7 separate regions of the Homo sapiens genome follow, and all the other regions are linked to region 1. A link is a loop called in an ENCODE intact Hi-C map of the cell type or tissue named here. Cell type or tissue: endothelial cell of umbilical vein. All regions are shown on one strand.

The links. Hi-C counts contacts between places; a loop is a spot of excess contacts. Peaks named below come from ENCODE experiments on the same cell type or tissue, not always from the same donor. Only the 100,000 strongest peaks of a DNase experiment are listed, where the experiment ranks them.
Region 2: it touches region 1 in a loop (7-fold over the local background); 10 of 110 quality-filtered maps call a loop at or near these places.
Region 3: it touches region 1 in a loop (5-fold over the local background); 14 of 110 quality-filtered maps call a loop at or near these places.
Region 4: it touches region 1 in a loop (5-fold over the local background); 10 of 110 quality-filtered maps call a loop at or near these places.
Region 5: a loop joins it to region 1, with 7 times the contacts of the local background. A loop is called at or near these places in 20 of 110 quality-filtered maps.
Region 6: it touches region 1 in a loop (5-fold over the local background); 3 of 110 quality-filtered maps call a loop at or near these places.
Region 7: a loop joins it to region 1, with 4 times the contacts of the local background. A loop is called at or near these places in 16 of 110 quality-filtered maps.

What each region holds. Positions count from the first base shown.
Region 1 is chr16:82,627,816-82,631,815 of GRCh38, reverse strand. All of the region lies in intron 1 of CDH13 (cadherin 13), which reads right to left. Among named protein-coding and RNA genes, the nearest start is that of CDH13, 2.8 kb to the right of the region's middle. RefSeq lists an enhancer at 1,563-2,762. In endothelial cell of umbilical vein, no CTCF peak of the experiment used is centred here; DNase peaks (open chromatin) are centred at 935, 2,145, 2,915, 3,745 and 1 weaker place; H3K4me3 peaks cover 745 bases; H3K27ac peaks cover 4,000 bases.
Region 2 is chr16:83,341,860-83,345,859 of GRCh38, reverse strand. It overlaps CDH13 (cadherin 13), which reads right to left. Exons shown (of 14, transcript NM_001257.5): 6 at 854-998. Among named protein-coding and RNA genes, the nearest start is that of CDH13-AS1, 56 kb to the left of the region's middle. RefSeq lists an enhancer at 637-1,836. In endothelial cell of umbilical vein, no CTCF peak of the experiment used is centred here; a DNase peak (open chromatin) is centred at 1,659; H3K27ac peaks cover 2,212 bases.
Region 3 is chr16:83,444,963-83,448,962 of GRCh38, reverse strand. All of the region lies in intron 6 of CDH13 (cadherin 13), which reads right to left. Among named protein-coding and RNA genes, the nearest start is that of CDH13-AS1, 47 kb to the right of the region's middle. In endothelial cell of umbilical vein, a CTCF peak has its summit at 1,984 (motif pointing right); a DNase peak (open chromatin) is centred at 2,012.
Region 4 is chr16:82,753,529-82,757,528 of GRCh38, reverse strand. All of the region lies in intron 1 of CDH13 (cadherin 13), which reads right to left. Among named protein-coding and RNA genes, the nearest start is that of MIR8058, 67 kb to the right of the region's middle. In endothelial cell of umbilical vein, a CTCF peak has its summit at 1,723 (motif pointing left); DNase peaks (open chromatin) are centred at 1,038 and 2,178; H3K27ac peaks cover 2,543 bases.
Region 5 is chr16:83,066,811-83,070,810 of GRCh38, reverse strand. All of the region lies in intron 3 of CDH13 (cadherin 13), which reads right to left. Among named protein-coding and RNA genes, the nearest start is that of CDH13-AS1, 330 kb to the left of the region's middle. In endothelial cell of umbilical vein, a CTCF peak has its summit at 1,897 (motif pointing right); DNase peaks (open chromatin) are centred at 220 and 1,910; H3K27ac peaks cover 889 bases.
Region 6 is chr16:82,935,546-82,939,545 of GRCh38, reverse strand. All of the region lies in intron 2 of CDH13 (cadherin 13), which reads right to left. Among named protein-coding and RNA genes, the nearest start is that of MIR8058, 250 kb to the right of the region's middle. In endothelial cell of umbilical vein, no CTCF peak of the experiment used is centred here; DNase peaks (open chromatin) are centred at 1,395 and 2,295; H3K27ac peaks cover 2,070 bases.
Region 7 is chr16:83,213,613-83,217,612 of GRCh38, reverse strand. CDH13 (cadherin 13) reads right to left here. Exons shown (of 14, transcript NM_001257.5): 5 at 116-268. Among named protein-coding and RNA genes, the nearest start is that of CDH13-AS1, 180 kb to the left of the region's middle. In endothelial cell of umbilical vein, a CTCF peak has its summit at 2,007 (motif pointing right); a DNase peak (open chromatin) is centred at 2,052.

The sequences.
Region 1 (4,000 bases):
TCAAGTTAGAAATGTCCTTTCTTCTCCTCTCCTGCCTTCCCCCAAGCTGCCTCTCTCAGCAGAGAAAGATGACTTTCCACCCTAACTCTAGAATAAGGCCACTGCTGAGTGCCTACTGCAGGAGCAAGAGATCCTACAGCCCAGCCATTCATTGTCTGTGCAGCCTGTTCATACCTGAGGAGCCAGGCCTGGGATCCCAGGTGGCTGCAGAAGAAGCGGGCTGTGGGGAATTATATTGGCAGCATCCTTCAGGAGGGTCAGATTCTCACAGGTGCATGGGTACCTGGCTGACAGCTAAATAGAAACAATGCCAAAACCACTGGTCACTTGGTTTGATTCTGTCCAGCTGATTATTGTAATTGGATGACAGGGGGATATTTCCTTCTCCTTTTCAATGAGTGATGGAAAGTGAGTGGACCTAGCTCAGGAGTCACCCTTCTGGGTGGTTATGTAAGGGGGAAGGTTATCTCCTTCCACAGGCAGAACTGTTCCTGCCTTTTGGCTACCTAAAGAATGAAATCAAGTCCAACCAAAGTCAAATGCCAGGAAATTTCAGAACTTCCTCACATTGCGTATTGCACCGTCTACAAACATCTTTGAAATTTTCCCTGCTCCAATACTCAGAGGGGATACAGAGTCAAAGAATGAATTAGAACAGAACCAACTACAATAGGGGAAAAGAAAGAAAGCAAGAAGAAAGCTAGCGAGAAAGCAAGAGAGCAAAAGAAGGAAAGCAAGAAAGAGAGAGACACAGAAATAAATACAGTGAAAAATGGCAGGATTTCTCATTTGGGGGTGATTGTGGCAATTAATGTGGAATAAGGAGAATAGTTTTGTTTTGATGGAGTTGCTGCATTGAAGTTCTTTAAAATGAGCTGTAGATTCAGAATTTTGTAATGCTGTGGATGGAGCCCTCTTCTGGAGAAATTTTTCAACAGGTATTACAAGATCAAAATGCAGAGATGTACACACTCACTCAGACGCGCACACAGAAACACTGTTGGCTACGTAGATGATATGACTGTCATTCAGGTGTAAATTAAATCCATAGTTTGTCCTTTTCCTACATTCCACTAAATATAAATTAACTAGACTCCCCAAGCAATTGTATTTTTGGAAGGAAATAAGGATGTTTTCAAGAACCTAGCTACACTTTAACCTAAACATTGAACTTCAGATTGAGGCTCAGTTTACACATCCAAGTGCTGATGCTTTTAGATAATGCAGTTATTGAGTATGTTGGTTTGTTGGGCAATTTCACTATAACACATAGAGGATACTTCTGGAAGTAAACAGATTTTACTTAACGGAAAACCCAAGGGCTAAAGATAGAAAAGGGGAGAAGGGAGGGAGGCAGAGTAGGAGCGATCAGCTAAGATGACTGTTGGGGCTTTTAGTATAGACTGTGGAATTACACAAATTCCAGATTACATACTCAGCTTTGCAGTTTATTAAACCTGTTTTGGGACTTGCTAAAAAAAAATATTCAGACAGGTGAACTCTATCACTGACTCCTTTCACTACATATTCCATTTCCCTAGTGCTCTGGAAATCTTACAGGCTGTCATGTATTGACCCTAGGGGGGGAGGGGGCAGCACCCTCTTCAACCCTGTGTCCTTTTCCTCATCCAAAAAGTTCTGCAAATAAACACTGCTCTTAAAACATAACACACAAATTTGCAGGAGCACTATAAGACACTGATTCTCATTGAAAATCCTGAAAATCAAGACTCTGACCCCTAGAGAGAACTCCCCACTTTATAGCGAAATCTCAGAATTCCATGGAACATTTTCAGTCACTCCCAAGCGACTGTCCTCCAAGCCTGAACCCCTCCCTAAATTCCTAATTCTTGGGGGATTACTCACTCATTGTTAGAACTTTTGGTTAGTTGTAAGTGCTACCCAAATAGGGAGGGGAATCACATTTACCATGGAATTTCTTGCTCATTTCTTTCTTGATTTGTTTCACAGTCATTACTTATCATAGGCAAATTCCAGAAGCCACTTCTGGGACAGACTTTCCCAAAACACCCCAGGGGATAGGAGAGGTGACTGTTCAACGGTGCCAGCTTCCAGTCATTGTTGCTTAGAATTCCTCACCTCCTACCAAAATGCCTAAAACAACAACCAAGCCAATAAGCTTACAGAGATTGATGGCTTCCAAAGCCAGACCCGATGCTTTACAACTGTGGTGGAAAAAAACATACAGGCTTGCCTGAACACCACCAGGGCCGAGTGACTAATTTGTTTTATTACATTGTTTTTCCCTTCTGTTTTCTCTCTGCCTCAGGAAAGTTGTGTTTTTGCTCGTCGACTCAAGGCCTCGAAGACTTTCCCCACTTTTTTCTATGGCACACAGAGTTCTGCACGTGAACTTCTTGCTGGTTAACTGGATTGCATCAAAATGATTTCTCTGTGAGGTACTATTGCTACCAGGATATCAATTACTATCCTAATGTGGACATTTGCTCTGATATGCATAACAATTGAAAATAGAAATAAGCCTCTCAGGGCAATCATTTCAATTCACAGCAAAATCTCTGCTTCCTTCATCTAAATAAATAGAGTGAGCCTTCAGAACCCACCTGTGCCAGCCTGGCCCTGGGTGAGGAGACACACCAGTTCATTTGCAAAAAGAACCGTGCGCAGAGCCCTTAGTGCATAAAAATCGATCCTGGGGCCCTGTCACGTGGTCTGTCTTGCTTTAAAGGAGGCATAACTTTGGGCAAGCCCTGGAATATGAACTGAGGTTGAAACCTGCCAAGAAAGAAAGAGGACTGTGAAGTCCTGGACAAGGCAATGGTAAGTGCTCTCAGACACCGACAGCTCCCAGACTGGCATGCATTGCATAGGACATCCTGTTGAATGCAATCCTATCCACTCAGCAGTCCTAGGAAGGCAGCAGATTATTTTACAATGGAGAACTTGGAAGCTCAAAGAGGTTAAACAACTTGCCCGGGTTGGTACCACTAGCAGATGGCAGGAAGGATCTGTCTGAATCCTTTCTGTCTGAGGCATGCTCCAAACCGCCTTGCTAAATTGGGGTATATGTACACACATACAGCCTTGGGGTCTCTAGGGTACAGGACATCTGGAAAACTGGTTCACAGCCAGGCTTGGGATCCATGGCAAGACTCAAGGCTGTAGGGACCCCAAGATAATCAACCAGAAAAGCCTGGTAGAAAAGGAGCTATAACTGGGCAGTCCTTAATCGGGACTGTATATCCAAGAAAGAAGTCAGGAGCTTGGGAGCGGGCTCAGCAGCCGGGCACTTGAATCTCCCCTGGTACTATCACCCATCACTGCATTTCTGAGATGTTAGCCCATTTCCAAAGTCTAAACCCAACATTGCTCTAACAGTGGTCTCCCTTAGAAGTCTGCACCAGTCTCCCCATCCCAGACAGTCCCTACCTGGGAACCCAACTCCCTTCCCCTGCCTTTCACCCGCAAACTCTCACCTGAGCCTCTACCCCGGCCAGGAACTCAACACTCATTCCTAGCACCCTGAGGCACTCCCTGTCTCTTTCCCTCCTTACTCTGCCCGGCCCTGCCCTGCCCTGGCTCTTATCCACCCACTTGCAGGCTGCCAGCTCACTCCAAGTCCCAACGCCTGCCAGAGAGGCGATGGGGGACTGGATCGGGGTGCTCTCCGAAACCACAGGCCCCTGAGCAGCGCAGGGCGTGCCCCCCGCAGCGGCCAGCACCCCAGGCCTGGCCTCGGAGCGCTGCTTTCCTGCACTCAAACTTCCCGAAATCTCTGAGGTGCAGAGGTGACTGCAGGCGGACCGCATCTCCCTCGCCCCCTCTCCTGGTTGGCGTGCCCTTCCCTCGCGCCGTGGCGCTCTGAGGGTTAACAAGCAGCTGCAGCCCGGGTGGGCAAGGCTTGAACTTTTCTCTGCGCTCCGCTCCCGCTCAGGGAAGGCAGCAGAGGCGGCAGCCCGGGATCTGGCCGGAGCTCCAGCTGGCTGGACAATAGGGGTGCGGGGGGCTGGGGCCTGCG
Region 2 (4,000 bases), 710 kb before region 1:
TTGGGCATAATCTAGGAGTATCATGATACTCTTAATATGATACTCTTAATATGGTGTTTTTTTTCACTCAAGTGTATTTTAAAGCTGAAAATCAAAGTGAGCCGAAGAGGAATTTTTCTGTTTTATTCTTTCATTTTCTCAAGCATTATACTTAGGAGTGACTTCAGCTGCTGGCTGTGGGATACTTTAATTTGTATGTATTGGGGCAAAAAAGGAAGCTCTAAATTCTAAAACCGTCCCTGATAGAAAGGTTAAACATGGGAAAAGACAGCGGGAGCTCTATAGTAACCTTGAGTGACTTCTATAACAGTAGGCACATGCATTTACGCATTTCCAGAGAGAGATATCAAACATCCTCCTTTTGGTCCTCTGACTGAAGACAAAAGATTTCTTCATGCACATCTTCTAAGGGAAGGGAAGAAGTCCTACCTATTTTACTAAAATAGTTCTTATTAAAAGGCCACTGTGAAAAGAAAGAACTGAGGAGTTTGTAATGGGGACCCAATTCTCATCAAAGCCCTGCTATAGCACAAAGTTTAGCCTTGGACTTTCACAAAGGTAAGCTGGATATTTACATGGTGCCCAACATCGGCCATGCCTTAGAGACTTAGATGGCAGTCATCCTTGGAGGATGATCTTCAGAGACAATGAAAGAGATTTCCGTAGCTTGCAACACCTCGGTCAAGCTTTGCACTTTAGCTTTCCAACCTGGCTTCTACGCAGGGAAGTATTAAGTCGACGCTGATACGAGCTGACAAGTTGGAACAGCCATAAGACAGTCCCTAGAATCCACAAAGATCAAAGTGTGCCTCTTTCCAAGCCATTACGCTAAAGGTAAGCCAATGTGACATACCTGTGGGTGACCCTTCCATGACGTGGCCGATGTAGGGGCCTTCCCGAAAGATCGGTCGGTTGTCATTCTGATCAATCACAATGACTTCCAGAGGCACCGGCCCCTCGAGAGTTTTGCCATTGACATCAGTGGTCTCCACAAATAGCTATTTGAGCAAAGAGATTGGGGGAGAAAGAAGATATTAATTCATTATGAAAATTCAAATAAGGTTCTCTAGAGAAAGTAGGTTATATCGACAATTTTATGAGCCCTTGGCAATATTGAAATTTTGGTCTCAGAGGATAGTCACTGGGACTAGAATAGAAATTGAACATTCCAGAATAAAAGGCAAAGATCAGTTCACTTTAGATCCCCCTTGGGAAATTTACAATTAATTCATCAAATCGGCAAAGAAAGTTAAAACAAAACAAAAAAACTCAAAACATAAACAGTCATAGCCAAGAAATTACGCTTGTATCATTTCTGTTTTCCCAATATCATTATGCTTAAAAGGAATGTTATGCTAATAAAAATAATTGACTAAGCAGTTATGAACCAAGTACATTAAGAGATAACCAAAAGTGTTTATGGCAATCTTTTAGGAGAAAGTCAGGTCAGTATTTGTTGGGGGCTTTCCTCAGGCTAGGAACTCAGAATTTGCAGGGGGCCTGAATGAGACCTCGGGATTCCTGCCCACCAGGCTGTTTACAATTTCGGAGGATTTCACAACACCATGAATCACTTCCATAGGGAACTACTTTCAGATCTCAATGAAGAAGGCAGCATAAAAAAACAACTTTTTTGTTTGTCTTGGAAACGAAGAATTATGTCATGGCATTTCCAGTGAATCACGGGGACCTTATGCGCACATTTTCTGTGCGTAATTCAACCTTGATTTAACTCAGCGATAAGAGTAATACTTCCTCTTGGATATAAGTGTTGGTCCCCGCATAGGAGTATTTTGATCAGAAAAGGGCATCTGCATTTGGAATCCTAGTACAACTCTTTCCTATCTGTGTGACCTTGAGCAAGACACTGGATCTCAGTTTTCTCATCTGTAAGTGGGGTTAACAAAAACACTCATTATTAGGAATAATAACAAACACTTATCCAGTGCTTACTTTAGCTCTATACTATATTATCTCACTTGATTGTCATAACAACCCTTTGGATCTTTTTACAGAGGAGAGAATGAAAGCAAAGAGAAGATAAATGGTGGAGTCCAGATTTGACCTTGGGAAGTCTGCCTCCAGAGCTCACTTTTTTAACCACTATAAACAATATTTCTAAAGCATTTAAATATGGTCTATCATATAATATGTCTCAAGAATATTAACTGCTGCTATTGTTGCTACAGTTATTATCAATACTATTGTCAAAAAAGAGCCCAAATTAGAAAAATGAAAGACAAACATTCTTGTTATAAATCAGTAGAGTCACATTCCACCTGATGGTATTGTAAACCAGTATAATCCTTTTCAAAAGCATGGCAAAATTCAACAGAAACCACGAAAGACTCATACTTTTGTTCCGTTTTTATACCACTCCTGATCCTATATAAGTTTGCACTACATATTTGGAACTATTCACTGCATTGTTATTTCTCAAAATAAAATTACACTGGCATCTGCCTGAACATCCAGTGGAAGGGAACTAGTTGAAGGAATGTTTGTGTAACAACATATTACAATACAATAATTTTTAAACTTTATTGATCTACTTAGAATATTGAGTAAAAATACACAAAATAACATGAGCATCATCATACATGACCTACAAATATGGATAGAATTTGAAGGCAGTGAGCAAAATGAAACCAGGTATGTGTGGGTAGATAATTTTTAAATTTTTTTCTTTAACATTACTTCATCCTTTTACCAGCAAATTCACACACAGACATACATACTTGATTTCTGGTGCAGATAAAATAATGCATGTAATAAGAAAAAATGAAGTGAACAGAGCCTCGTAATATCTGCACACAAAGGAGATCTCACAGAGAGTGAAATTTTATACTTTTATGTTTTTTTTAAGCTATTATGAGAATACTGCTAACAAAGGAAATCAATCAAAATAAAGCTCTGAGGCAATTTTATGTAATAACATAGGTCTGGTTTTTCATCTTCCCAAAATAGCCAAGGACTTGACTTTAACTCAACCAAAAAAAAAAAAAAAAAAAAAAAACAGAAACAAAAAAACACTGTGCCTAAAGATAACAAATATCTTGGATCTGAATCCTAAGATTCTACATTCTATAAGACTTGGCCAGTATCATAAGCTACAAGTAGGATAGGTAATCAGAATTCACATTTGCCAAATATTCAAATATGCTGAAACTGGGAAGGGCAGACAACAGATCCATCTTAACACAATGGAAAGAAAGACAGAAACTAAGGAGACACCATTGATTAGGATGAATACAGAATGTGGAGCTGAATCTCAGAAAACCAATTATGCAAACAGACAATCCAATGGTATTTTATGTTACAAAACTAATCAGAGTTTGACTCAGACTTTTCAGAGGACAATAATATCAACACAAGTCAAGACCTTTGGAATGGTCTCTAAAAACAGTGAAGGGCTGTTAAGTGGGATTTTCTTAAAGTTAATTTAATAAAAATTATTTGAGGACTCACTACATGTCAGCCATCACGCTGAACACCCTGGTATCCAGTGGTTAGCAGAAAAGATAACCCAGCATGGAAAGACAGGTGATAAACAAGAGAAAAAGATATGAACAAGATAATTTCAGTCACAGATGAGGGCTATGAAGGATATGAGACAGGTTTGAATACGAAAGCTTCACTACCCAATACTGTAGCTGCTAGCCACATATGGCTATTGCAATTTACATTTATTAAAATGAAAAAACTCAGTACTCCAGTCAAACTAGGAACGTTTTGAGTGCTCAGTAGCCACATGCAGGTAGTAGTTACCATATTAGACAACACAGATGTAGAACATTTCCATCACTGGGTAGAGTATGATTGACAAAGTGTGTGTGTGTGTGTGTGTGTGTGTGTGTGTGTGTGTGTGTGGCAGGGGACACCTATTCAAAATAAATGGTGGAGAAAACCTTATTGCTGAGGGAATGTTTCAGCTGAGGCTTGAATGACAAGAAAGTGGAAAGAGATAGCCATACAAAACACATGGAAAATGATTTCTAGA
Region 3 (4,000 bases), 820 kb before region 1:
TCTTTCTGTAATCTGTCTCCATACGAAGAATCCTGTATTCCTCACTGGCTGCTCTTTCGAAAGTCATCAGTAACCTCCAAATCATCAAGTCCTGTGACCTTTGCTCAGAAACTTCTTGGAGTCTTTGCTGTCTCAGAGGTGTGGAACCAGTCCACCCTATCCTCCCCAAATCTCTATTTTCTATTCCTTTCACTCCTCCCCACCACTGAAGTTCACCTTCCCCAGCTGGGCTGTCTTGCAGGCATGGAATGAATGCATCCTCTTACTCTCATCTCTACTGCTTTTCCCTGGAAAAATTGACCAATTCTATAAATCATCATGAAGAGGAGGAGGAGCTATAATGATACTAGTTAGTATCTGCTGAAGCTTACAGGGCCAGTCACTCTTCTCATGTTAAACCAAAGATACTCAATGCTGCTCTATGAAGAGGCCCCTATCATAGTGCTGCTTTTACACAACAGTGACATGAAGCTCAGAGACACTGAGCACCTTGTTCTGGGGCACACAGCCATTGAGCATCTTGTTCTAGGGAAGAGATCTGACCCAGTGTCATGCACAGAACTGCTGAACCCTCTTCCTTTGATCTTGTTTCTCCCTCCAAGCTGAAGTTGGTATCTTGGATCTCTGCATTTATATGTCTAGCTACCATGATGGTGTCTGCATGCCTGCCCTGGTTTTATTCCCTTTTATCTGCAAATGAGCCCCTCCTTACTGATTTCTTTACATATCAGTGATACCACATTTCCTGCTCCACTCCAGATAGCTAGACTCAGATCATGAGATTAAAAAAAAAATCTTTAGCTCACTCAGCTCCACTATCACCTACACAAAGCTATCATTTAAAAGTTATATCTCTATAATAAAATAAAAGATGGGGACCATATTTACCCCTATCTCAGCTAAACACTGTGCTTTTCCTCTCATTCCCTTGGAAGTACCTGCTCCAGGCAAGTTCCTATTGGGAGTCAAAGGGGCTTCTGAAAACTCCCAGAGCAATCTTTTTCCCTGTAACAGAGGAGACTGGGGACCAGAGAGGTGGGGCAACTTCTGCAGACCACAGAGTGAATCACATCAAGGGCTACTTGATGTGGGAGCTTCTTGAGAGAGAGAACTGGTCTATCTCATTTTAACTATGGTGCCTGGCAAACAGTCGATATTTAATATAAATCATTATAAATTATAAAAAATAAATCAATATTTAATATATATAATATAAAATATAATTTAATATAATTTAAAAAAATGATTATCTCTAACTTCACATTCCAGCCTCCATTACCCTTTTGTCACCTTGATACTCTCACACTTGGTTTATTTCAGGATCCTCTTGACCTGTTTTCACACGCTTCTTCCTGTACACAGGTGTGAAACTCATCTTGCTAAAGATCTGGTATCATCTGCCCCGCCCAGCTCAAACAGCACCAATGGTGTTTATCTGCTCTTTGGGTGAGGGCAACATCCCTTGTCTAACTGGCGGGCTTTCCACAGTCCTGATCCACAGTAACTCATCTGCTTCATCCATCAAACTTTTTTTTCTTTGTTTTTTTGGGATGGAGTCTAGCTCTTGTAGCCCAGGCTGGAGTGCAGTGGCGTGATCTCAGCTCGCTGCAACATCTGCCTCCCAGGTTCAAGCAAATCTCCTGCCTTGGCCTCCTGAGTAGCTGGGATTAGAAGCACCCACCACCACGCCCGGCTAATTTTTGTATTTTTAGTAGAGATGGGGTTTCACCATGTTGACTAGGCTGGTCTCGAACTCCTGACCTCAGGTGATCCATCTGCCTCGCCCTCCCAAAGAGCTGGGATTACAGGCGTGAGCCACCGCATCCAGCACAAACCAAAAAAAAAAAAAAAAAAAAAAAAAAAAAAGGTTACTATAAGGTGTTTTTTGTTTTTTTTTTTTTTTTTTTTTAAGACGGGTGACCAGTGGTGGTGGTAAGTCTATTTAAATCATTTCCTTACTTCTTAACCCCTTCAATGCAGGTACATGACCATTAGGTGGCAGTAATGCATCACTCTAAGGAAATAAATCAATGGTTCAGCTTAACACTTGAGATAGAGGTAAACATGGTCCCCAGCTTTTATTTTATTATAAAGACATAACTTTTAAAAGCCCCCCAAAAGGATAAGCTTAAAGACTTTGGATTTGTTACATGTACTCCTTAATAAAGCCATCATGGAATTCATTCCAGTTGCCCAGGAGTTCCTTTCCCAGTCATTTCTCCATGTTGTAGCAGACTAGATAATTGGAGTCTACTGAACTTGTTTAAATTAATTACAGGGAAGACTTTCCTATCTGGAGCTCGTTCCTTTGATTACCACCAGAAAGAGAGGAGATGGAGAAATGAGCAGAAAATTGCCCCAGAGTTTAATGGTACCAAATCCCTGTGTGGTTTTTCTTCCATTGTTCAGCAGAATGGACTTCTGTACCCTGCTAATTTTCATTTTCTGTCCTTTCTTCTCTGCGGCTGGGAATAATTTACATTATTTTATAAAACTGGAGGCACAAAACTCTAACACTGAGTGGTGGAAACCGATCTCATTAAGCAACTTCCTTTTTTAAAAAGGCTCAGCTGACCATCTATGCCTAAGGGCTTACTTCTAAATCTAGTGAAGGTACTTTCTAATTTTTTCTTTTTTCTTTCTTTCTTTTTTTTTTTTTTTTGAGACAGTCTCACTCTGTCGCCCAGGCTGGAGTGCAGTGGCATGATCTCGGCTCACCGCAACCTCTGCCTGCTGGGTTCAAGCGATTCTCTTGCCTCAGCCTCCTAAATAGCTGGGATTACAGGCACATGCCACCATGCCTAGAAAATTTCTGTATTTTTTGTAGAGATGGGGTTTCACCACGTTGGCCATGCTGGTCTTGAACTCCTGACCTCCTGTAATCTGCCCCCCCACCTCAGCCTCCCAAAGTGCTGGGATTACAGACCTGAGCCACAGCACCTGACCTTCCTCATGTTTTTCTATACCCAATAAAAAAGTTTGATGGGGGAGGGATGGGGATAATGCTTTAGAAATCTTTTAGTTGCCTTTTTGAGTCAAGAGGCACAAAGATCTCTGAACTGTCTGTTGTTCGGCGTGGTTTGTAGGAATCATCTTCCTCCTACTTCAGTATCTCCCCAAGTACCTACTTGAGGAAGACTGGGAACTCCGAGTTATATTTCCAAGCTAAACACTTCTCCCCCTACCTTAGGACAAGTTTTAGATGCTTATCAGATCTTCTAACTGAATTCTGGAAATCTCAGCTATTCCAGTTTTACTTAGCCACGTGATGAAAACATCTATTCAGAATTCTAAAAGCAAAAAAGGTGGAGAAAGAAAAAACATGATGGTCTTTATCGCTAACAAAATGTGCAGAGAGAAATTAAAGCCAAGTGTGAAAGTTCCTTGCTATCTTCTGGTTGCGCCTTTGTGGAATACTAACGCAGCTGTGGGAGGCTATCGGTCCAGAATCTTGGCTTCCTCCACCCTGCAGCCAGGTGATAAAGCTCCTCCTTAATGACCCAGAAGCCTGAGGAAATTGAGGCCAAGTGTGAACACAGCAGGATCTGATTTTCTAGGCCAGAAATTCATTTTAGGGAAAACTTAGGAAGCTTTTCTGAAATAACTTTTCTTCTTTTGTAGAAGAATGATTCGGGTAGGTGAAAATGATGCAAACCTTTTATAATTTATAAAACCTTTTATAAATTATAAAAGCTTTTATAAATTATAAAAGCTTTTATAAATTATAAACTCTCGCAGCCTCAGTTTCCTCAGCTGCAAAATGGGAAAACTATTACTCAAATGTCAGTGTTGTATGAGGATTAAATGAGAGAGTAGTAGCTGGCATGGAAGGAGGTCACACCTGTGAGTTTATTCAGACTCCACTGCCATGAAAAATATCAAAAATTAAGAATATAAATAATCCCTGAAAGGCAAAGTCTTAATTAACTAGCATGGCCTCATTTGAAAAAAATCCCAGCCCTGTGGTTTCTGAATATGGATAAACAATGCCATCCTTTCT
Region 4 (4,000 bases), 130 kb before region 1:
GGAAGCCCTCTGGGCAGAGCAGCTATCTCTTGCAATTAAATGTTGACATAATTCTTTCAGAGCCATCGATTTGTTTTTGCTCCAAGGCTTCCTCCCAGGCATGTGAGAGCTGCCCTATACCCAGGTAAAGCATTCTTTGAAAACCTGTAAGCTCAAGACAAGGGCCTTTGGACTTGGGGGTTTGGGTAAGAAGTTCAAATATCAAGAAAATTGTTCAGATGCAAATGAAGATATTTGTGGTCACTCATTCAAGTATCTTCAAAGTGCGTACATCAAGCCAAATCTGAACAAGGATCCAGGGGCATGGAAAGGTGGTGAAAAGTGGTCCCTGCCTTAGAGGAGTCTGCAGCAAGAGACAAACAGGAGAGTAGATAGGATACAATACAGCATGGAGGTACTGTGACCACTGTATGAACTAAGAGTTGTGTGGGAAGAGAGGACTGGAGGTGAGAGTGATGGAGGAGCGTCAATGTCCCCATGGATCCTGATGGGCAAGTAACAGTTTGCCAGGCAAAGAAAGAGGAAAAGGAAAGGTCAGTCGTCAACAAAGATAATGTGCCAGCCACTGATATAGATGAGGATGTAGCAAGGGACAAGAGAAGACCCAAATCCTGGCCCTCACAGAGCTTATGAGAATAAAATAATATAAACTAGTGGAAAGTGCTTTAATAATGACAAGGTGATAGTCATGCATTGGTGACAGTCTGTCTCTCTCATCATCAATTTTCAGTTCTAAGAGGAGCTCACGAAAGCATAATCTTCCAAGAATGCTCTCAGGTACTGCTTATATTCAGCTTGGTCCTCCTAATTCTCTGTTTCCTCCTCAGGGAAGGAAAAATACTAACGAGGAAGGAGAAATGCTAATAGTAGCTAATACTATAATTCTCACTGACCTGTTACTCCCTGCTTGACACCATGCTAACCACATAACAAGCATAGCCTCATTTAATGTTCCCACTGTCCCGTAATCTCTATTTTGCCCAACAGGAAACTGAGGCTGAAAGATACTGAGAAACTTGGGCAAGGAACTGCTATACTAACAGCTAGTCACCCCGGGTTGCCACGCAGGTTAAAGGAGCAGCTTGCACATGAGAAGGATTTAACACAGTTCCTGGTTTGCAGTAAGTGATCCACAAATGGTGGCTATTATTATTCTTACTATTATTATCATTACTATAGCAGTCCAGACTAATGACTCATGACTTCTTTCCCTATCAGAAGGATATCACTTTTCACTTGGCCTTCTTGGGAGCATGAGTCCTTTTCCTCTTTCCCCAAATTTTTTATTCCAGAATATCTAATTTACAGACTGTAGTTTTTTGCTTAGCCAAGAACCTGTTGGTTAGGTAACCCTAGCAACAAATAGAAATATGCAACTTTTTACAAGCTACTTCCTCAAAAATCTTTCCATGATAGAGTTTACACATTGAACATTTTAAATATTGAACACTGATCTTGTGGATGCATAAACTTGAAAATACCACTTGCTTTATTGCTTCCCAGCCCCTACTCAAGTATTTCACTCCTCCTAGAACGCTCTGCAACTTCTTTTCTGCCTAAGGCAGAAGCAATCCAACATGTAAAGTCTTCCTGGCCCCTCTCTGAGCTCCAAATATAATTTATATCACTCTCTTCATATTTTCTTGATTGTGTTCATGTTACTACCACCATTTTGACATGATGAATATTTAACAAGGCACATAACCAAAACAAATGCCTAAATCCCCAGTAAGGCCAAAGAATGGACATACCACCTAGTGGTCAATCCCGCCACAACGGATTCTAGTTTAGTTCTTGTTTTGGTTTGGTTCAGTTTTGCTCATAGACCTTGACGTCAGTGATTTTAACAGTTTTAATTATCAGTAAATGTCACTTGAAAGAATAATTGAATGAATACACAAAGAATGGACTGAATAAATGAACAGATGATGGACCAGAATGAGAACATAGGAATAAGGAAATGAGAGAAAGCTACAATGTAAGTTTTAAAACATTTCAGAAAATTGGGGATACATCATCAGAAATAACCAATTTGACAAAATATGGTTACAAGAAAAGCTATTATTTGAACAAGATTACCTCCTCAGAGACTTCAGCTTCATCCTCCTGTGCACTCCCTTTTCTAATCTTCCCAAACACAACTTGCTTAAGCAGTTTCCTTTGTTATTTCCTGGTTTTCCCTCAGTGCAATCACTGCCATATAACTAGAGGGTCAGAAAGGAAGACTCAGAAATGTTCTGTCCCCATGAGCCATCATTTGGGACAGAATGCATATCTCACTTAGGCCTTAAGGTGAGGCTCAAGCTGCAGAGAAAAAGGGAAACATGGAGTAGGGCTGCAGGCACTGGCAAATTTTCTATACAGTCCCTAGATGACCAGCTGGATTTGGACAAAGAGAACACTGCATATATTTTATCAGGTCGACCCATGCCAATGTGTGTACATGCTTGTGTATGCATAGGGATGTATGTGTGTACGCACACATAAAACACATCTGCACACTTCTGATGAATTTGTTTCCCAGGGTAATAGTAAGGAGAACTTTGCAACTACAGCATTGGCTTGAGTTTCTCCTTAACAAACATGATTGCTCTCACAAAATGTCAGGTCAATTATAGAAACCTAGTAATGAACCAAAAATACCTTTCTATGCACTCTTGGCTCATGAAGTACCCACTGACTGTGACAAACACTAGTTAAGGTTTGGATTTTTTTGTATTATTCATAAAAGGACGCAAATGAAATGAGTTGGCTTTTAGAGATCATTATCAAAAGTCTAGATAGCAAAGTCCTGTCAAGTTGTTTTGCATTTTGCCATATAATCATCGTAACAAAAGGTAGAGCTGCTTAGAAATCCAAATAAATTAATAGATAAATAAAACTATAATATTGATCTAGCAGCCCTGAACAGACAATGCCCTACCATCTTCCTTTGTGTAGAAGCTGTGTCTCTGTCTGATAATGCTTAGCAATAGGAAAAGCAAAATGAATGTTTGATGGCAGTTCTCAGGAATCCTAGACAATTCCTACAAACAGTGACCCCTTTTCTAGAAAATAGGAAGCTGGTTAGAAAGGCAGGTTCCAACAGCTCTCTTTAGGATAACTTTATTCTCCTAAAGTTCAGGCCCTAAAATGAAATGGAGACAATAATTTTCCCTGGTGGCATTCATTCGGTTATTCATTCAACAATCATTTATTCATTTTTTCAACAATCATTATTAATGCAGTTCCATTTCTATGTGGGAATGATCATCAAGGAGAAGCAAGGAATGTTAAAATTTATGTTTTAGGACCCCAGGGCAGAAATAGACATGAAAGGTTCTTGTCAGTGCTTAATGCAAATCAAATATCAGGCATTAGAGTTACTGTACACTAAGTTTAATATTAAGGAGTTTCTGCCCTGACCCTGCGCCATGAACTACACATGGCAACAGACTGTGCTGTCATCTCCAGCTGCTGCCCCTGTACCTTTGTACTTTTCATTCCAGAAGCGTGAGCACTAACCGAAGAATCACGGAATGCTAGACCTAGAGGGTTCCTGAGTGATCATGATCTTATTCATGATTCACAGTGAATCAATGAATTAGTGGATGACTACTTCAGAGAAGAAATAGTTCATGGAACTTTAACATATGAAAAGATGAAAGACAGATGGCCCTTGGTGATGGGAGATGGGGTGCCCAGGACTGGACCAAGGCCACTTCTCTCTTGATGTTTGGACAGCTTCTGAGGTGGACCCACAGAATAAAGGGCCCCATGGATTGTGGAGTAAAACCCATTAATCGAGGTCAAGCCTGTTTATGAGATGGCAAAACTCTGAGATGAGGGAGAATCAGTGACGTGCTCACAGTCAGCAAGCTCATTAAGACCTACAATTTGGCACTAGAATCAAAGTCCATGCCTCTCATTACAGCACACTTCCATTTGGCTATAAAGAATTTTTTTTTGATGGAGAATTGTTTTGGATATCTTGAATTTAAGGTGATGGTGGGCCATGCAT
Region 5 (4,000 bases), 440 kb before region 1:
TATTGCTTAAGACAACTCCTTTGCTGAACTAGGTTTTTACATTTGAATTTCCAAGGCTTTCCCTTGGCTCCTGATTTACAATCCCTCACAGATAAATAGTTCAGTCATTCCCTTCAATGTAATTGAAGGTCAATCATCTTCTTGGGCGTCTCAGCATTGTCCAGTCACACTAGCGCTTTCCTTCCTGAGAAAACTTGGATTATATTAGTCATGTTTGCTTTTCTAAAGCAACTTTTACTTCTAAAATAACTTTTATCACCAAGATAGTTTTTTTAATACTGCACCAAGGCTATTAAAAAGAATGGAAACTACAGATCATAAAAACATCAACAGTAAAACACTCATTTCCGTGCAAGTTGTGAAATGAAATCAATGTATCTTAACTTATTCTTTAAGAAGAAAAGAAGATAAAGGGAAAGTTCCAATTTTTGTTATCATTTAATCCAACTTTATGAATTCCTTGGTACTTATGGCCAGAAGGCACCTCAAAGGTCATCGTACCCAACACCCTTAAACTGTCAGTATCAAGTTGATAGTGGCTTGTATCAAATATTTAGTTATAGGGAAAGAGACCACATGTATTTCCAAGAGTGAGTTTTTAAAGGATAGTTAATGATTTTAAAGTTCTCTAGAAGCAAAGAAAGCTGAGATTTGTTGCTGCAAGAGCAGAATTTCTTAATAAGCATGCCAAGAAGCAAGAGGATTTCAGAACAGCTAGTGTGATATTTTAGGTGAAAACAATTTTTCTATCTAGAGAAGCATCAAGTGCCTTGAAAAAAAGGGAAGTTGTCCTCAAAATTTTGGGAAATTTTTAAAGTGCCATTGGCCCAATTTTTCTTCATTTCCTTACTTTTATTTCTTTTTCTGGTATCCATCAACTACACTGATTGCCGATTTCTGTCTGCATTTCTAGAGAGAGCAAGAATCAACATTTAGTTCAAATGGTTTGTTTTCCTCTAAAAGACAATTGCTTGCTGCCTGCCCTTGTGAGAGACAGAGCCTATCGTGTTAAATCTAAGGAGATGCATGGACCAGTTCCTGTCCACTCTGAACAGGGTTAGCACTGGAATGGGTGTCAGAGTGAGCCTTTGGGGAGAGCCAATCAGGGTGAGGATGGCCCCAGCCCAGGAAAAGACAAGAGGATGAGGCTGGAGGAAGCAGTGATAGTCTTTCTGAGAGGCAGCATGGCATAGTAGATAAGATTCTAGTAACACATTTCCTGAGTTTGAATCTTGGCTTTGCATTTTTTAGATAGGTGACTTTGGATGGTGACTTACCCTCTTCATGCCTCAGCTTTTCATCTTCAAAATAAGAATGACAATAACAATTTCTACCTTAGGGGGGGCTGTTACATACATGAAATGTTCACATAAAACAATGCCTGGCACGTAGTAGGTGTTTCTATAGGTGATTCTTAGAAAAGAAAACGGTATTGCAAAAATTATGTGATCATATTTACAAATTATTTTTATTAATCAGAAATCTGAAACTCACATTTCCACTAAAGAGTGCCACAGTTCCACTAAAGAGCCCTGTGGATGAATACTGATTGGTGTTAGAACTCTGATAAATAAGGGTGGCCTCATCTGAATGACATTGAGACCACTGATTACTCCTTTATTGGAAAATGCGCATTGACAAAAATAATTCAAGATGCAAACAAATAATTCAAGATGTACAATTAAATGAAATAATTTAATTAGATGTTTTATGGGATAAGTGAAAGACATGCCTTTGGGATTTTGAGAATCTGACTTAAATTGAAGCAGTTAATGCTTCTTGTTCTGGGATATCCAGACAACTGAACTGGGGGCATGGGAAATGGGTAACTTTTGCCTCAACAGCAAACCTTCTAAACCTTCATAGTGAAAACATTCTTAACCAGTGGGTGGCAATCATGTGTCATAATGCAAAAGACCATACTTCCTTTTGGAAAATTTAGACATTGGCCAGAAATTGAACAACAAGGGGGCAGGGAACGGTTAAGGCAGAAAAATTGGCAAGCAGGGTGTCCACAGCCCTTGCACTCCATGAACTTGCAGACTTAAAATACTGAAGCTCAAAGATGTAAACCATTCCCAACCTTTTTATGCCAACTGCCTGCTGAATTCTTCTTGCAGAGCTGTGGGGCATATTTTTTTAATTAATGGCATTAAAGATGAAGACCATGGAGGCCAGTATGTTTGGTGATGGCAAAGGCTTATTGGGAAGTCAGAAGAATGGTCAGGTGGCTGGTTCAGAGGGTCAGGCCATAGTGTTTAAAGAGGCTGGTTACAACAAAAAGAGCAACGAGTGTGAGAATTGTACCGCATACAGCCTTACCTTATTGGCTTGCTCAACATTCGCCAAACCCTGAACGTCATCACACAAGTGAGAGGGTAGCATATTTCATATGTGACTAGTCTCCAAAGTTACAGAGTCTTGGGAAGTTCCACTTAATAGCCAAGCAGCAATGAGTCAGTCAGTTTTCCTCCATAAGCCTCAGTTATTCTAGATAGATAATAAAGTGGGGATGAAAGTTATATGGCAAAACCTTAGGGTTTTTTAGACACTAAGTGAGATAATGCCTATAAAATGATTAGAATGATGTCTGGCACTTAAGAAAATGTATAGAAATATGATTCTAATTTCATTGGAAGTTGGCATCTGCTGTGTACAATTCAACCCAGCAGATCCGACTGTGGTAATGCTCTCAGCTATCCATTTCAGGTGGGGCCCTTGTTTTGCCAAGTCCTCCTTGTATCTTTCACAAAGTGGCAGTCATATGGATCTAATAGAGGAGCTGGGAGGATTGACTGAGATGATGAACTGATCATGCTCTGGTAGCCTCAGAGTTGAGAATGAGGGTGAAGGCTTCTTAAGCCCAGGCCAGGGATATTTTTCATAGGTCCTCCTTCAAACTTTTTGGCCAGAGCAGGTGGCGAAATGGAGGATAGAGGGGATGGGAGGCCTGAGACATTCCGGTATCTAGAGGCCAGAGAGAAGAAGAGAGGGGCAGGAACAGCAGGCTGACGGAAGGAGAGGAACCAAGAGAGATTACTACTCTGCTCTCTGCTTTTCCTTTTTCATTAAAATGCTTTTCTTCATCCTATTCTGTTTCAGTATTTTCCTAACCTACTTTTGTTATTCAGTCATGTTTCCCTTGACTATAATAAATCAATTGCACTAAAATTATTATAGGTTGTGCATTTTATCCCTAAAGTTAAATATTCAGTGAGGTTCTTCGATCATGAACCTTAGTTTGTGGAGGTTGTAAAACATTAATACTTCCAAACTGCAGCAAAAAATGCTTGTCGTTTGTACGTTTGTTTCCTATCATTTCTTGAGCACAATCATGTCTCAAACACTATATGGGTTCTTTTACTTGTTTGCTGTCATTGAGTCCTTGATACAACCAACTATGGATGGTTCCCATTTTATAGAACTGGAAACTATGGCTCAAAGGGATATAGTGACTTACTATAGTTCTGCATGGTAGTAGACAAGTAGACAGTAGGTATTCCTCAGTTCTCAGCCCGTGCCGTTAACCACTGTACTATGCAGAGCCTCCACAACACAATACTTATCAACATTACTCAGAGATACAGTCAGTTGCCTTCTGCTGCTGAAAGATTTGATAGGAAGAGAATGAAGGCTGCTCTTTGGAATAAGAGCAAAGATAAATGTAGCAAAGACAAAATGGCTCCTAGGGAAGTGAAACTCTACTACCTAATTGATGGTATTAGCACATCTGAAGAATGAAGGACGCTTAAAACGGTCAGTCATCCATGGCAGCTTGGAAAATAAGATGCCTCCTGGAGGCAACTTTGCAGTACTCATCCTAGAGGCAGGAAAAATTGCTGAAGCAAAGACTTCAGCATTTGGTGACAAAGACAGTCTGAACCCCTTGGTAAAGTTAGGCTTTCTTAGTCCAGTGCCTTTAAGCACTCACTCTAACCAACACTTCATGCTCACTAAGCAGCCTTCTGATTATGAATTGGTCTTCCATGAAGGGTAGAGT
Region 6 (4,000 bases), 310 kb before region 1:
CGCTTTAGGTATGTGCGTAATTATTCATTGTTCTGTCAACAGGCCTCCCTCCTTCCCTCCCTCCCTCCCTCCCTCTCTCCCTCTCCCTCCCTCTCCCTTGCTCCCTTTTATTTAATTTTTTTTGAGCTAAGGTCTTACTCTGTCACCCAGGCTGGAGTGCAATGGTGCCATCTCAGCTCACTGCAACCTCCGTCTCCCTGGCTCAAGCATTCCTTCTGTCTCAGCCTATTGAGTAGCTGGAACTACAGGTGCACACCAGCACACCTGGCTAATTTTTGTATTTCTAGTAGAACAGGGTTTCACCATGTTGCCCAGGCTGATCTCAAACCCCTGAGCTCAGGTGATCCATCTGCCTCAGCCTCTGAAATGTCTGGGATTGCAGGCGTGAGCCACTGCACCCAGCCTTGTGACCACTGCTTTCTAATGCCATTTTCCACACCAGAGGAGATGCTGTCAGTGTCTTGCCAAATTCCTCAGACTGCACCCCACTTCACTGTGCTCCAGACAACCTCCCATTGCAGGATGTGCAGTTCTGTGCCTGAAGGCTTTTCCCAGAACCACAGAAGATGAATCTTCCTGTGTATGTGGCAGGTGTGATGCCCCTCTGGTTGGAAGTGTTCCCAAATCAACACCCTTTTTCTGGGAGTAGTCCTCAACCAAGAGCACTGAAATAAGTACCTCCAGCTGAAGGGAACTCCCTCCCTCCTCAGGATGGATAACTCTGAAGTGTGTCTTCTACATTACTTCCAGAGTTTTCTTACAGGATTAAACTTTAGTTGCCTACCATAGCTTAATACTGCACCCTACGTTGACTCTCCTTTCTTTTTCCTTGTCTTGTGTGCAGTACTGATGCTTCCTGCACCTTTTAAATAAACTATACACACTCACATCCTTGTCTCTTCTCGAGGACTGCAATTAAGACACACACAAACCCATGTCATCTCATGTGTCCCCACTGGACCAGTGTCTTAGACTCTGGACAACGGTGGCCTCTCAGAAGGCCCCTGCTGATGCTGGGCAGTGCCATGCTGAGACATGTTTCTAATACCACAGACTCTTTACACTTCAGACACTCTGTCAAAAGCTCAGTATTGAAATTACCTCATTATCTCATCTAAGGCTGGCAGAGACCATTGATATTTGAGAGGGCTAATCTAAAAGAAACATTGATCATTTAATCTGCTCAGTTTACTGAGTTCTATTCCCGAATCAAGTCAAATCGCCAGGAAGCTTAGCGCTCTGTAGGAGTGCATTCACCTTATCACGATTCCTTTTCATGTCTTTACTGAGGTAAGATATACAATGTAACCAGGCAAAGGCTGTTTTTACACCTCTGGAAAAATAGCTGTTGAAAAAGCTATTGCCTGTGTAACTCAATGCCCTTTTCAGTAAAGGCTCTTAAGATACATTCTTCCCAGAAATAAATGCCAAGTGGAAAAAGTATTATCTTTCCGTTTTTTGGCGTGTTGTTGCTACCGCTGTTGCAGCTGCTTTTTCTTTTTCTTCTTCTTTCAATTAAACAATGAAAATTATGTAAGCTAACACAATTCCATTGTTACAGGGTTAAGTAAAAACTCAAAGTAAATTAAGTGTTACATTTGAATAACTATATCCAATTACTGTCCTTTTATATTATACGTCTTTAAAAATATTTTTACCTCCATCCAATTGTACTTTAATCAGCTGTTTAGAAATATTTAAAAAACAAATGTGATAGATATGATGAATAAACAACATTAAATCTACAAATCATCAGAATATAAGCTCTGCTATAAAATAGGTTATATGTGGACAAACAGATATTATGGACGCTTGATTCATGATGACCTACATTTGGTTCATAGAAAAAATGAAGTTCCTGCAGTTCAGAGATAACATAGGAAGGATCAACAGGTAACCTTCTGTTTGCAACAATATATCTGTTTGCAACTGGCTTGCAATAATATACATGTTTATTCATTCAGTCAGTCACAAATTTTGTGTGTCTGCTATGTGCTAGGTATGGCATTAAGGTTAGGAATAGATCTCTGAGAAAATATACAAATGCTGACTCTGTTCTCACGGAATTCGTGATTCAGCTAGACTGTGTGTGTGTGTGTGTGTGTGTCTGTGTGTGTGTGTGTGTGCATGTGTATGTGTGTGAGACACAGAGAGAGACACAGAGGGACAGAGAGACAAAGAAAAAATAGCTTCATTTAAAGATTGCCTCGCCCAACCTCCAATGAAAAGTAAAATAGCAACAAAGGGAAGTAAGGAAACAGCTTTGGAAACCTGATTGTGAATGTTTATGTATATCTGTGAGGCTAGCACCTAGCATGAGTCACGGCTTGTACTATAGCTGCATCAGAAAAAAAAGAAAAAGCAAAACAATGCAGCAGTAGCGTGACCACCCTATCAAGAGGGAACAGGCGTTTGTGGGTTTAGTTTAATGCTAGTTACTATTTCTATTTTCTTAAAACAGAATGGAGAGCTCTGCAGTTGCCCTCTGTTTAATGATGCATGAGGTCTTGACAAGAACCTAAACACCAGCCTGTGGTTTGTTTTGGTTGTGCTGATGTCGTGCTGAGGTCACAGCCCAGGACCATGACCCCAGAGGCCCTGATAAAGGAGTATCTCCACTCTTGGCACTACCATACCTTAGTCTTCAAAGGTGAACTCTGGGAGGAGTCCATGAAGATCTACAAGCAAATGGTTGGGCGAAGTGTACCTCCCCCACTCCCCACCTGTTCTTTCCCTAAACGCACACAAGACTAAGCAGTTGTGTGGGCAATGCACTCAAGTAGAGTTGATTCTACCTATTCTCACAGTGCTCGTCCAACATATGCCTTGGTCATTGGCATCCGTAGGTAGGACAAATGTTTCAATATGAACGTTACGATCTAAAGTAGCATCACCACTCGGGGGACTAGTTAGAAATGCAAATTCTCAGTCCTCATCCCTGAACTTCTGAGTTAAAAATGCTGAAGGTGGGGGGCCTACTGTTTTAATAAACCCTATAGATCAGCAGTCTTCCAACCTTTTCAGCACCAAGGACCAGTTTTGTGGAAGCTAATTTTTTCATGGGATGGGGAAAGTTGGTGGGTGGGGTGGATTCGGGTTGAAACTGTTCTACCTCAGATCATCAGGCATTACATTCTCATAAGGAGCACACAATCTAGATCCCTGGCATGTACAATTCACAATAGGGTTCACGTTCCTGATGATACAGGAGTTAAGAAGAAATTACACAGGCAGATGGTAAGGGCATGGGAATCCTTGGTAAGGCTTTTCTTTTTAATAAAAAGCAACCCCAAATAATTTTCTAACAAAGAAAATGTAAAGTTGAGCTGCAGACATAGACAAGCAAGCTGGAGACTTGCACAGGTGAATGCTGGCAGGAACTAAGGACTAGACATGTTCAAGATGGCAGCTCCGTCTTCCTTTCTCTGCCAGCCACATGTACAGTAAGAAGCAGACAAGATGGTGCCAATCAACTGGAAAGCCCATTTGCATAAGATTAGGGTGGGGTGACCAGCCTTGCCCATGCCCTGTGTAAACATCATACCTGACAGAACCAATGGGTGAGCACTATGCAAATCAGACACTGCCTCTTTAAACCTGACTATAAAATTCAGCACAGCTGCCACCCGCTGGTCTTTTTCTGCTCCAAGACCACTTCCTCTATAGAGGAAGCTGTTTCTCTTTCTCTTCTCTTCTACGTGTTAAACCTCCACTCCTAAACTCCTCGTGTGTGTCCATGACCTAAATTTTCCTGGTACACAACAAGAAACCCCAGGGTATATACCCCAGGCAACATAGCCACTTTCTATGAGACTCTAATGACACTACCAATCTGACAGGAGGTGGAGCTCAGGGGGTTATTGCTGACTCTCCTGCTGTGGTCCATAGCCCAGAGGTTGGGGACCCCTGCTATACGTGATTCTGATATACACTCAAGTTCGAGAATCACTGCTTAAGAATCAGTTTTCTGAAATGATTTCCAAGGTAGGTCCTTTTTACT
Region 7 (4,000 bases), 590 kb before region 1:
AGCCATGCAGTCCCGGGTTTGATGAGGCACAGAAATAATGAGCTCAGTGGGAAGAAAACAATCTTTGAAAGCCACATTTCTGCGCACAGGGTGGGCATGGGAGAGGGGTACTCACTTGATAAACAGCGATTACTTCTCTGTCCAAGGTCCGTGTCACGGAGACGCTCCCTGTGTTCTCATTGATTCTGAAAATTCCTTTAGGCTCTTGATCCACTCCCTTTCCAGTGAGCCGGAACTTGGACCTTTCTGGCCTGTCACTATCGACTACCTAGTCAGAAAAACAGAGAGACATTTAAAACTGCCTGGAAAACACAGAGAAAGCACATTGCAAACATACTCCCATGAGCAATTCACTAATCACAGGTGCCAGCACATGGGTACCTGGTGAACACAGATTTGACTAAAGTAACAGCACCAGAAATAGCATCACTGCCTAACGCCTTTCATCCTAATATCCACGTCTTTGCAGCTGGCAGCTGAGGAAGCTTACCAGCACTCGGGTGACATACAGTGATGGATCAAGGAGGGCAATAATGCCAGTTCAGTCAAAGTTGGACATTTTATTATTTTTAACTCCACGAAATATATTTTTTTCAAAAAAATATTTATCTGCAAACAAAACAAAAAAGGTAATGGAAGCCATTTGCTGCGCATGCATTGATCAAGATTCCAGGTATTTACATATATCCACTAATCCAGTGTCACCTGCCCTGTCACTTCTACTAGGTACTAGGCATGGTGCAGAGGAAGCACTTTGTCTCATCAGAAAAGGTTTATACATATACATATATACACATATATACACATACACACATCTATTTAGGGGGCTTATATATATAATATGTATATAACCCCTAAATATTATATATATCAAACCCCTATATATTAAATATATATGCATCAATATTATATATAGATACCTCAATTTAGGGGTTTTATATATGTGAAACCCCTAAATATGATATATAATATATATATTAAACCCCTATGTATTATATATATTAAACCCCTATGTATTATATATTAATATATATATTAAACCCTACATATTATATATATTAAACCCCATTATATATATTAAATATTACATATATTAAATCCCTATGTATTAAATATATATAATAAATAAAATATATATGTTATATATAAACCTCAAATTAGGGTTGTGTATATATATATATATATATATATATATATATATATATATATATATATTTCAATGCTGGAGGCAGAGGACATTATTATTTCCACTTAATGGATGAAACCACTGAGATAGAATGAGTCAGCAAGCTGGCCATGGCCAAAGCTATGAAAGAGATAAAAATGGGTTCAGAACCACATCTTCCATTCTCTAGAGACACTGCAATACAACATACAACACTGTCGTTTCTGAATTTACTTTATGGAATTTTCCTACAAATTGTCGACCTTGATTTGACATTTGAAGAATAAATTTGGAAGGGAAAGGTGGAGGAGAGTAGTTCCAGGCAGAGGGAACAGCACAGACAAAGGCAGCAGGCAGACAAGGAAGAGTCTGGAAAGTTTTGCAAATCGTGAGTTACTGGCATATGCTTAAGCATGTAGAGGGTTAGGCTGAGAAGCAGTTGGGGTCAAAGTATGGGGGGTGGTCTTTTTATGTAGATGTGCAACTAAAGAGAACTATTATTGGCATAAGTGGAATCTAGAGTTTACCCTCAAGTATTCATCTATATTTATGTCACTTTATCATCAGAACCTTCAAACGTTAATTTGATTATAACAAAACAATTGAAAGGTCATGAACACAATAATCATTCAGGACACACAGATAAAAGAAAGCTGATACAGATCTAGCTGTCACCAAATTACAAACGAACAGGCACCTGTTGACACATACTCAACAGCGCCTGGAGGGTTTAGGTGGCTAAGACAGGAAACCTGCCCTCTCCTAATCAAAATGGGTCCTGCCCGCCCCCTGCTCCACCACCCCACCACCCCCGCCACTTTAGCTGCCGCCAAGCCTGCAATTCCGATGTCTGACACCAGGTGGCAATGGTGCCTAAGGCAGCATGAACTTTACGCCAGGGTTCATCTGGCAGGATCACTCAAGGCATTACAGGTTTTTTTTTTTTCCGATTAAAAAATGTTGTTTATTAAAATACACTGAGTGTTGACTAAACACCAATTACATATGTTTGTATTTTTAAGAGTAACTGAAAATTGGATACAAAAGAAAATTAAAAATAAACTATGTGGGCCGGGCGTGGTGGCTCATGCCTGTAATCCCAGCACTTTGAGAGGCCAAGGTGGGCGGATCACTTGAGGTCAGGAATTCAAGACCAGCCTGGCCAACATGGTGAAACTCCGTCTCTACAAAAACTACAGAAAATTTAGCTGGGCGTGATGGCGCACACCTGTAATCCCTGTTACTCTGGAGGCTGAGGCAGCAGAATCGCTTGAATCTGGGAGGCATAGGTTGCAGTGAGCTGGGATTGCTCCACTGCACTCTAGCCTGAGTGACAGAGTAAGACTCCATCTCAAAAAAAAAAAAAAAAAAAAAGAGGTGTTTGATACTCTCTGATGAAAATAATTTTCAGTCATTGCTTGACTTGATTAATCCAACTGATACTTTTCCACTGACCCCTCTACTTGCTGCCTGGAAGCCCCATGAGGTCAAGAGCCACAGCTTACTGGGCTCACCATTGGATCCCTGTGGCTGGCAAGTAGCGAGAATGAACTCCACGGATTAGACAGCTATATGTTGCAATCCTAGCTTTCCCAGTGATCCACTGTGTGAGTATGAACACGGTCCATCGCCTCATCTTTAAAGTGCAGATGACACCACTTACTTCCCAGCATTGCCGAGGGTTTAATGAGATGGCATCTATAAAGTACATGTCCTGCCACACAGAAGGAGCTCAGTTAATCAAAGCTAATAATTCCAATATTAATCATCACAATAAAATTACACTGTTGTTAATGGGTAAGAATGGTATCTCTATCCTTTTCTGAGGGAATAGGTGGTTTCCTCTTTTTTTTTTTTTTTTTTTTTTTGAGACAGAGTCTCACTCTGTCACCCAGGCTGGAATGCAGTGGTGCAATTTCGGCTCACTGCAACCTCCGCCTCCCAGGTTCAAGTGATTCTCCCACCTCAGCCCCCTAAGTAGGTGGAACTACAGGCACACGCCACCATGCCTGGCTAATTTTTATATTTTTAGTAGAGATGGGTTTTCCCCATGTTGGCCACGCTAATCTCGAACTCCTTACCTGATGTGATCCACCCGCCTCAGCCTCCCAAAGTGCTGGGATTACAGGTGTGAGCCACCACGTCCGGCCTAGGTTTCCTTTTTAATAACAAAATTCACAGGCCTCCCAGAAGAGAAGTGCTCTGGAAACAGCTCCCTGCGTGGGAAGGGGTCACCAAGCACACTCACCTCTTCTCTGTCACTGTGGTCATTATTGCTTCACCCCTCTCTGCCAGCAGCAGTATTTACTGTGAAGAGCGAAAGAACAAAGCTTCCACGGTGTGGAAGGGGATCCGAGCAGGTTGTCGCTGCTGCCTTGGGGGTGGCCAGCTTTTATTCCCTTATTTGTCCCCACCCATGTCCTGCTGATTGGTCTATTTTACAGAGTGCTGATTGGCCCACTTTACAGAGTGCTGATTGGTCCATTTTACAAACCTCTAGCGAGCCACAGAGTGCAGATTGGTGCGTTTTTACAGAGCACTGATTGGTGCATTTTACAAACCTCTAGGTAGCTACAGAGCACTGATTGGTGCATTTTACAATCCTAGCTACAGAGTGCTGATTGGTGCATTTTACCATCCTCTTCTAAGAAAAGTTCTGCAAGTCCCCACTCCACCCAGGAAGTCCAGCTGGCTTCACCTCTCATTACCACCTTTGCCCAAATATGGATTAAAACTCCTTCCTCTTGTTCTCCTAAGCACACCTGAGATGAGCAGGTCCTTTTTGAAGATTCTATTAACATACAATGCATTCTGACGAGCAACGAACATGGGAAT